2 separate regions of the Homo sapiens genome follow, and region 2 is linked to region 1. A link is an interaction called in ENCODE POLR2A ChIA-PET data of the cell type or tissue named here. Cell type or tissue: A673. All regions are shown on one strand. Each heading gives the region's core, and the rest is flanking DNA. Links, peaks and the distances in the headings are about the cores only. Region 1 has its middle 12 kb from the start of CTNNBIP1. Region 2 overlaps LOC124903837.

Evidence for each region. ChIA-PET counts read pairs that join two places held together with the same protein. Peaks named below come from ENCODE experiments on the same cell type or tissue, not always from the same donor. Only the 100,000 strongest peaks of a DNase experiment are listed, where the experiment ranks them.
Region 2: POLR2A ChIA-PET joins it to region 1 with 5 read pairs; 4 of 35 experiments call an interaction of 5 or more read pairs at or near these places.

The regions. Positions count from the first base shown.
Region 1 is chr1:9,920,410-9,924,796 of GRCh38, forward strand. It overlaps a transcript of LZIC not described here. Among named protein-coding and RNA genes, the nearest start is that of CTNNBIP1, 12 kb to the left of the region's middle. In A673, for the core only: no CTCF peak of the experiment used is centred there; a DNase peak (open chromatin) is centred at 2,122.
Region 2 is chr1:9,621,764-9,626,150 of GRCh38, forward strand. It overlaps LOC124903837, which reads left to right. Exons shown (of 2, transcript XM_047436734.1): 2 at 263-553. The coding sequence ends at 482. Among named protein-coding and RNA genes, the nearest start is that of PIK3CD, 28 kb to the right of the region's middle. In A673, for the core only: no CTCF peak of the experiment used is centred there; a DNase peak (open chromatin) is centred at 2,048.

The sequences.
Region 1 (4,387 bases), core at 99-4,098:
TTCATCCTAAGCCACTTTGCTTTAGCCCCTAAAAAACCTGCTTTAATTTTCTCGAGGCCTTTAACATATATGGTATAAAATTGGTATATTATCAGCTTTGAGCATTTAAGGAACAGTTTAGTATCCATGAGCCCAATTTTCTCATTGAGTCTCTGGATGCAGTATGCATATGATTTCTCGGTGACCAGAAGCACTTGCTATAACAATAAATGTCACAAGGAGTTTCAGAAACAAATTGTTCCCTTTCTTGCAGTCACTTCTGTGTAAACACAAGATGAAGTTCTTTCTATCAGGGTTGGCTCTACCTGCCCCAAAATGCTCACTCTTCTCTTTTTTTTTTTTTGAAACCAGGTCTCACTCTGTCACCCAGGCTGGAGCACAGTGGCATGACCTCAGCGGACTGCAACCTCAGCCTCCCATGCTCAAGTGATCCTCCCACCTCAGCTTTGTGAGTAGCTGGGATTACAGGCACGCAACCTCCTATAGTCATAGGCGCGTGCCACCACACCCAGCTAATTTCTGTATTTTTTTTGTAGAGATGGGGACTTGCCATGTTGCCCAGGCTGGTCTCAAACTCCCGAGCTCAAGTGATCCAGCCCCCTAGACTTCCCAAAGTGTTGGGATTACAGGCATGAGCCACCGCGCCCAGCCAAGAATGCACTCTCTTCAGCCAATTACTCTGAGGCTACCGATTCTACAGTGGGTTCCAAATGAAAGAAGAGAAAGTCATAGCAGGTACTCAAGTTTATGATGGATGGGTCTGGCATAATGCTTTGTACTCTCATTAATGTTGGGTTTTTGTTTGTTTTTTAGATGGCGTCTCGCTCTGTTGCCCAGGCTGGAGTGCAATGGTGTGATCTTGGCTCACTGCAACCTCCGCCTCCCCAGTTCAACCAATTCTCCTGCCTCAGTTTCCTGAGTAGCTGGGACTACAGGCATGTGCCACCATGCCCAGATAATTTTTGTATTTTTAGTAGAGACGGGGTTTCTTTTTTGGGGTGGGGGGACAGAGTCTTGCTCTGTTGCCAGGCTGGAGTGCAGTGGTGCAATCTCGGCTCACTGCAACCTCCGCCTCCCAGGTTCAAGCGATTCTCCTGCCTCAGCCTCCCAAGTAGCTGGGACTACAGGTGCACACAACCACGCCCAGCTAATTTTTCTATTTTTAGTAGAGTTGGGGTTTCACCATGTTGGCCAGGATGGTCTCGATCTCCTGACCTCGTGATCCACTCGCCTCGGCCTCCCAAAGTGCTGGGATTACAGGCATGAGCCACTGCGCCCGGCTGAGACAGGGTTTCACCTCGTTAGCCAGGATGGTCTCGATCTGTTGACTTCGTGGTCTGCCCACCTCAGCCTCCCAAAGTGCTGGGATTACAGGTGTGACCCACCGTGCCCGGCCTTTTTTTTGTTTTTAATTTGAGACGGTGTCTCGATCTGTTGCCCAGACTGGAGTGCAATGGTGTGATCTCGGCTCACTGCAACCTCTGCATCCCAGGTTGAAGCGATTCTCCTGCCTCAGCTCCCCAAGTAGCTGGGAATACAGGCATGTGCCACTATGTCCAGCTAATTTTTGTATTTTTAGTAGAGACGGGGTTTCACCATGTTGGCCAGGCTGGTCTCAAACTCCTGACCTCAGGTGATCCACCTGCCCCAGACTCCGAAAGTGCTGGGATTACAGGCATTAAGCCACCACACCCGGCCTATACTCTCATTAATTTTTAGATGTAATTTATTATTTGAAGAGAAAAGAAAATCTCTGCATTTCCCAAAAGCGCTTACATCATATTCTTGTGCTGGGCTTTAACTTGGGTTCATCCTTTGCTTCCATTCTTGCAGTTACGCATGTATTCACAGGTCCTGGATCTTTAACAGGAAGCTAATCTTGCTGGGGACATCAATATTTTTGCTGGGGTGTGAGTCTAGCAGGTAGTTCATGTAACTTGGGGGCCGTCCTGGGGAGCGAAAGTGAACTATTTTTAGCTGACTTCAAGTGGAGGCAATTCACTTAAAGAATTCAAAGGCTTTGGCAATATCCTAGATTGACTTTAATGAGTAGCCTGAAATAGCTACAGGCTCCAGGGGGTAGACCGAACCTATTGAGGGCCTCTCCTAGGAGATAAAAAGGCGCTTACATAGCTTGCCTCATAAAGTAGTGTCAGCTTCTTCCCTGCCCCTAGCACAGTGCTCAGCATGGGAGCATTTCTGCTCATCTTATTAATTGGTGGCTAACTATAGACAGAACAGAAAGAGGCACTTATTTCACTAATATGCAGAAGCACGTTCTTAGGAAAGAGAGGAAGGCAGGCTCACAGAGGAGGATGCAGGCAGGCCTCAAACAAGCATCCAGGTGACACTTAGGACATTTTAAAACAGCTTTGAGTAGGCAATTCCCATTTAATTTCTTTTCAGAGTAGGAAACATATAGAAGCAGCATGCTAAAGGGGCTGCAGGGTCTGAAAAGGATAAAGGAACTAGTTTTAATTTGCCTTCCATTTCTGCTGCTAATGACACCCTACTGAGACAGACTATACTATAACACATACATTCCCACCAACTCAATCACATTCTTTCATTAGGATGTCTTGGGCTATTATAAGATCTTTTTAGCACAACTTTTAAGAGAAGGAAATATAACAGAAAAAGTAATTTACCTCACCTCCAGGAAAGGAAAAGACAGGAGTAACAGAATTGTAGGCTTTTTCCCACAGTAGGGACTCCCAGTTAATTTTATGATCTTCATTTCCCATTATTTCAAATAGCAAGACCATGAATACACAGGCTTCCCTTGGTCAACCCAAATACAATGCCTCCATTTTATTTATTTTATTGTTTTTGAGATGGAGTCTTGCCCTGTCACTGAGGTATGATCTTGGCTCACTGCAACCTCCGTCTCCCAGGATCAAGTGATTCTCCCTGCCTCAGCCTCCTGAGTAGCTGGGATTACAGGCACCTGCCACCACGCCCAGCTAATTTTTGTGGTTTCAGTAGAGACAGGGTTTCGCCATGTTGGCCAGGCTGATCTCGAACTCCTGACCTTAGGTGATCAGCCTGCGTCAGCCTCCCAAAGTGCTGGGATCACAGGCATGAGCCACCGCACCTGGCCCAATGCTTCTTTTTTTTTTTTTTTTTTTTTTTTTTTAAGAGATGGGGTCTCACTATAATGCCTAGGCTGGACTAGAACTCTAGGGCTCAAGCAGTCCTTCTGCCTCAGCCTCCCAAGTATAGTATAGAATTTTTGAAATGCATATTTTAAGATTTATGCTTTTCTGCTAGCATTGGGTCAAGAAAAAAAGAGAAAAAAATATTTTAAATATTTTGTGAAGTAGCATTATATTGCTTTTATTTATATTTATATATATTTTTTGAGACAGAGTCTTGCTCTGTCACCCAGGCTGGAGTGTAATGGCACAATCTTGGCTCACTGCGACCTCTGCCTCCCAGGTTCAAGCGATTCTCCCGCCTCAGCCTCCCGAGTAGCCGGGATTACAGGCATGAGCCACCACGCCCGGCTAATTTTTGTATTTTTGTAGAGATGGGGTTTCACCATGTTGGCCAGGCTGGTCTCAAACTGCTGACTTCAGGTGATCCACCCACCTCAGCCTCCCAAAGTGCTGGGATTACAGGTGCCTGCCACCATGCCCAGCTAATTTTTTGTATTTTTAGTAGACCCGGGGTTCCCCCATCTTGGCCAGGCTGGTCTCGAACTCCTGATCTCGTGATCCACCCGCCTCGGCCTCCCAAAGTGCTGGGATTACAGGCATGAGCCACTGTGCCCAGCCAATAGTTGTTTTTCATTGTTGGGTCAACTTAAAACACAACTTTCTCACTGTAAAACAAACCTCTACAGGGATGCCGCTATATATCTAAATGTATTAACAATAAAACACTTAATTGTCTTATTTGGGGAAAAAAAAGGCTCTATCCAATATCCATATTATTTTATTTTATTTATTTATTTATTTTTTTGAGACGGAGTCTTGCTCTGTCACCCAGGCTGGAGTGCAGTGGCGCGATCTCAGCTCACTGCAACCTCCGCCTCCCGGGTTCAAGCGATTCTCCTGCCTCAGCCTCCCAAATAGCTGGGACTACAGGCGCATGCCACCATGCCCAGCTAATTTTTTGTATTTTTACTAGAGATGGGGTTTCACCGTGTTAGCCAGGATAGTCTCCATCTCCTGACCTTGTGATCCGCCCACCTCCACCTCCCAAAGTACTGGGATTATAGGCGTGAACCACCGTGCCCGGCCTAATTTTTGTGTTTTTTTGTAGAGATGGCATTCCGCCACATTGCTCAGGCTGGCTCTGTTTTCAATCTGGCCTGGTTAATGAGTATTGAAGGAATAATGTTGGGGAAAAAACAACAACAACAAAATTAAGCTCCTTTAGTAGT
Region 2 (4,387 bases), core at 65-4,064, 300 kb before region 1:
GGAGGAATTTAGTTTATGGTTTAACCTTAAAGCGAGGATGAAAATAACCCTTCCCAAAACTAAACCGGATTGGTAAGACTAATGAAAGGCTACAAGGTCAGGATTGTGAGAGGGGCCTGAATTATGTAAAATGTAGGTGTAGTTATAAATGATTACCAGCCATTGTTCCGGGGCTCATAAGATTTGCAATTTCTCCAGTTGCTCCTGTAAGTAACATCACTATTGTATAATTTAAGATTGGCCTTTTGTGATATCTTTTCAGACTTTGTATTTCTGAAGACCAGGTGCTCCACCCAGCCAGAGACTCAGGACTCAGCTGGTCCTGTGGCCCCTACCCAGAAGTGGAATCAGTAGAGAGGACCAGTTTCCATACCCCTATGATTGCATCCCCAACCAGTCAGCCACACCCACCCTCTAGCCACCTGCCCACCAAACTATCTTTAAAAACCCTAGTCTCTGAATTTTCCAGGAGGGTAAATTGAGTAACAGCAAAACTGTGGTCTCCTGTTTAACCAACTTTGTGTGAATTAAACTCTTTCCTTTGCAATTTCCACCCCCCGCGTTTTGTTTTTTGTTTGTTTGGTTTTTGTTTGTTTGTTTGTTTTTGAGACGGAGTCTTGCTCCGTTACCCAGGCTGGAGTAGAGTGACACAATCTCAGCTCACTGCAACCTCCATCTCCTGGGTTCAAGCGATTCTCCTGCTTCAGCCTCCCGAGTAGCTGGGATTACAGGCGCCCGCCACCATGCCCAGCTAATTTTCCGTGTCTTGATAAATCGGCTCTATCTGGGCTGTTACATGAGGGCCACTGGGGATGTCCCAGGTGGCAGCTCCTCACCAGTCTCATGCTGGAAGACACTGGGGAAACTGGATCCATTGATCACTTTGCTTCCTTGGAACTGTTATGGGGAAGGTGCCTGTGCCACCCACACTCCATACTTAGTCTGTGAGGTTTAAGACTCGGGTAGGGGTCAGGGTATAGATCCTCCCCCACCCCCTCAGTCTGGCGGTGCAGGGATAGGAATGGACATTTTCATCTTCATACCATAATTTTTTTTTTTTTTTTTTTTTTGAGACGGAGTCTCGCTCTGTCACCCAGCCTGGAGTGCAGTGGCACGATCTTGGCCCACTGCAACTTCCGCCTCCCGGGTTCACACCATTCTCCTGCCTCAGCCTCCCGAGTAGCTGGGACTACAGGTGGCTGCCACCATGCCCGGCTAATTTTTTGTATTTTTAGTAGAGATGGGGTTTCACCATGTTAGCCAGGATGGTCTCGATCTCCTGACCTCGTGATCTACCCACCTGGGCCTTCCAAAGTGCTAGGATTATAGGTGTGAGCCACCGCGCCCAGCCTATATCATAATTTTTTTTAAGCAATGATGGGGTTGCGCCTCCACCCCTTCCAGCAAAATGAAAAGAATAAATAAGAGCCTGTCCGGACAGCGTGTTAACTTCCAGTCCCTTCTAGATTGGACTCTGGATGCATGTTCATCTTCTCTGATAGATAAACATTCCCAGGCCGGGCGCGGTGGCTCAAGCCTGTAATCCCAGCACTTTGGGAGGCCGAGGCGGGCGGATCACGAGGTCAGGAGATCGAGACCATCCCGGCTAAAACGGTGAAACCCCGTCTCTACTAAAAATACAAAAAATTAGCTGGGCGTAGTGGCGGGCGCCTGTAGTCCCAGCTACTTGGGAGGCTGAGGCAGGAGAATGGCTTGAACCCGGGAGGCAGAGCTTGCAGTGAGCCGAGATCCCGCCACTGCACTCCAGCCTGGGCAACAGAGCGAGACTCCGTCTCAAAAAAAAAAAAAAAAAAAAAAAAACAAACATTCCCAGAGAGGGTTTTTATGATGATTAGCTTCCTTCTGGACAATCTACCTTTAATCAGATAAGAGAAATTCAGGAAAAGCCCCTTTGTGCATTTGCTGGTTTCCAAATCCCTTCAGTTTGAAGTCATCATCATAGCAATGCGGCATATTTTGGGATGTTATTTCCTGGATTCCTTCAGCAGCCACCTGCTGTTGGGTATTTAGGCTTAATTAAAGTTGGCAAGGCATGCTCAGCTAGAGGCTCAGCTGCATGGGAGATGAGTTATAGGAAGTCCTATGTACGTAAGGGAAGCTCAGAACACTTTTATTGCACATTTTAAATAAATGCCTCTGGGCCGGGTGCAGCGGCTCAGGCCTGTAATCCCAGCACTTTGGGAGGCCAGGGCGGGTGGATCACCTGAGGTCAGGAGCTCAAGACCAGCCTGGCCAACATGGTAAAACCCTGTCTCTACTAAAAATACAAAAATTAGCTGGGTGTGGTGGTGCATGCCTGTAATACCAGCTACTAGGGAGGCTGAGGTATGAGAATCACCTGAACCCAGGAGGCGGAGGTTGCAGTGAGCCTAGATCACACCACTGCATTCCAGCCTTAAAGAGCAAGACTCTGTCAGAAAGGAAGGAAGAAAGAAAGAGAGAGACAGAGAAAAAGAAAGAGAGGAAAGAAGGAAAGAAAAAGACAAAGAAAAGAGGAAGGAAGGAAGGAAGGAAAAGAAAGAAAGAGAGAGAAAGATGGTCTGGAGTTAGAAGGTTCAGTTGAATTGTTTGGGGTGACAAGGCAGGAGAAACTGACTCTACCAGGCTATGGACCCAGGTTCCCTGTCCTCTGCCTTCCCACCTATCACAGTGGGCGAACTGTCCATGCTGCCATCCCAGCCCATACCCCACACCTCCTACCCACCACACCTGATCCCAGTCTGCTCAAGGACCCGGTTACGGCAGCTGCCCACCCCTCCCTCCTCTCCCTCTTCTTCCTCCTCACCGCTTTTCCTTTTTCCTGGGTTACTCCCAGGATTACTCGCAAACAGGCCGCCATTTTTCCCTCCCATCTGGAGACACCTTTTTTTTTTTTTTTTTTTGAGAAGGAGTCTCGCTCTGTCGCCCAGGCTGGGGTGCAATGGCGCCATCTGGGCTCACTGCAAGCTCCGCCTCCCAGGTTCACGACATTCTCCTGCCTCAGCCTCCTGAGTAGGAGTAGGTGCCTGGGACTACAGGCACCCGCCACCATGCCCCGCTAATTTTTTTTTTTTTTTTTTTTTTTGTATTTTTAGTAGAGACGAGGTTTCACCTTGTTAGCCAGGATGGTCTCAATCTCCTGACCTCGTGATCCACCCGCCTCGGCCTCCCAAAGTGCTGGGATTACAGGCGTGAGCCACCGCGCCAGGCTGGAGATACCTTTCTTTAGGGTATATGTCTTCATTGTATTTTGTTTTTTTTGTTTGTTTGTTGGGTTTTGTTTTGTTTTTTTTTGAGAGTTTGAGATTTTTCTCTTTTTATTTATTTTAGAGACAGGGTCTTACTCTGTTGCCCAGGCTGAAGTGCAATGGCACAATCAGCTCACTGCCTCAAACTCCTGGGCTCAAGCAATCCTCCTGCCTCAGCCTCCTAAGTAGCTAGGACCACAGGTGTGCACCACCACACCCAGATAGTTTTTAAAATCTTTTGTAGAGACAGGGTCTTGCTATGTTGCCCAGACTGGTCTCAAACTCTTGGCCTCAAGCGATCCTCCCACCTAAGCCTTCCAAAGCGCAGGGATTACAGGCCTGAGCCAGTGTGCCAGGCCACAAACTTTTTTTTCTTTTTTTTTTTTTTTTTTTTTTTTGAGATGGAGTTTCGCTCTGTCACCCAGGCTGGAGTGTGGTGGTATGATCTTGGCTCACTGAAACCTCCGCCTTCTGGGTTCAAGCGATTCTCCTGCCTCAGCCTCCCAAGAAGCTGGGATTACAGGCATGCGCCCCCACACCCGGCTAATTTTTGCATTTTTAGTAGAGACAGGGTTTCACCATGTTGGCCAGGCTGGTCTCAAACTCCTGATCTCGGGCAGTCTGCCCACCTTTGCCTCCCAAAGTGCTGGGATGACAGGCATGAGCCACCACGCCCGGCAGATTTTTCAAGATATAATATCAAGTTGAGGGACAGCTCTCCCTCTTTGCCTTTCATTTCTTTCCTTCCCTTCCTTGGAAATTCAGTCCAAAAGGCACTGGGGGAGTTACAAGCCATGGAGCGGCCCCCCTGGGTGGCCAGGTGTGCCCATCAGACCTCCAGCCAGGTGAGGGTGGAAGTCACCCAGGAGGGCGACCTGCTGGGAGGTATCAGAGCCTGGCAGGGGTGGAGAGGAGGGAGTCCTCTCAGGGAGTCAGAGTGGAGTGAGAAAGGCAATTGGTGGGGTGTGGGAGCCCGAGTGGGGTGAGGCGGCACCTGGGACATGGCACTGGTGACCAAGGGCCCTACCCCACTTTACTCTTCTCCCTAGCACTTACCACTGTGCAAGATGTTAGGAATGTACTTGTTTGTTTCTGTATCATCAGCCGCGCCCACCCACCCACTAGAAGATCCTCCAGGG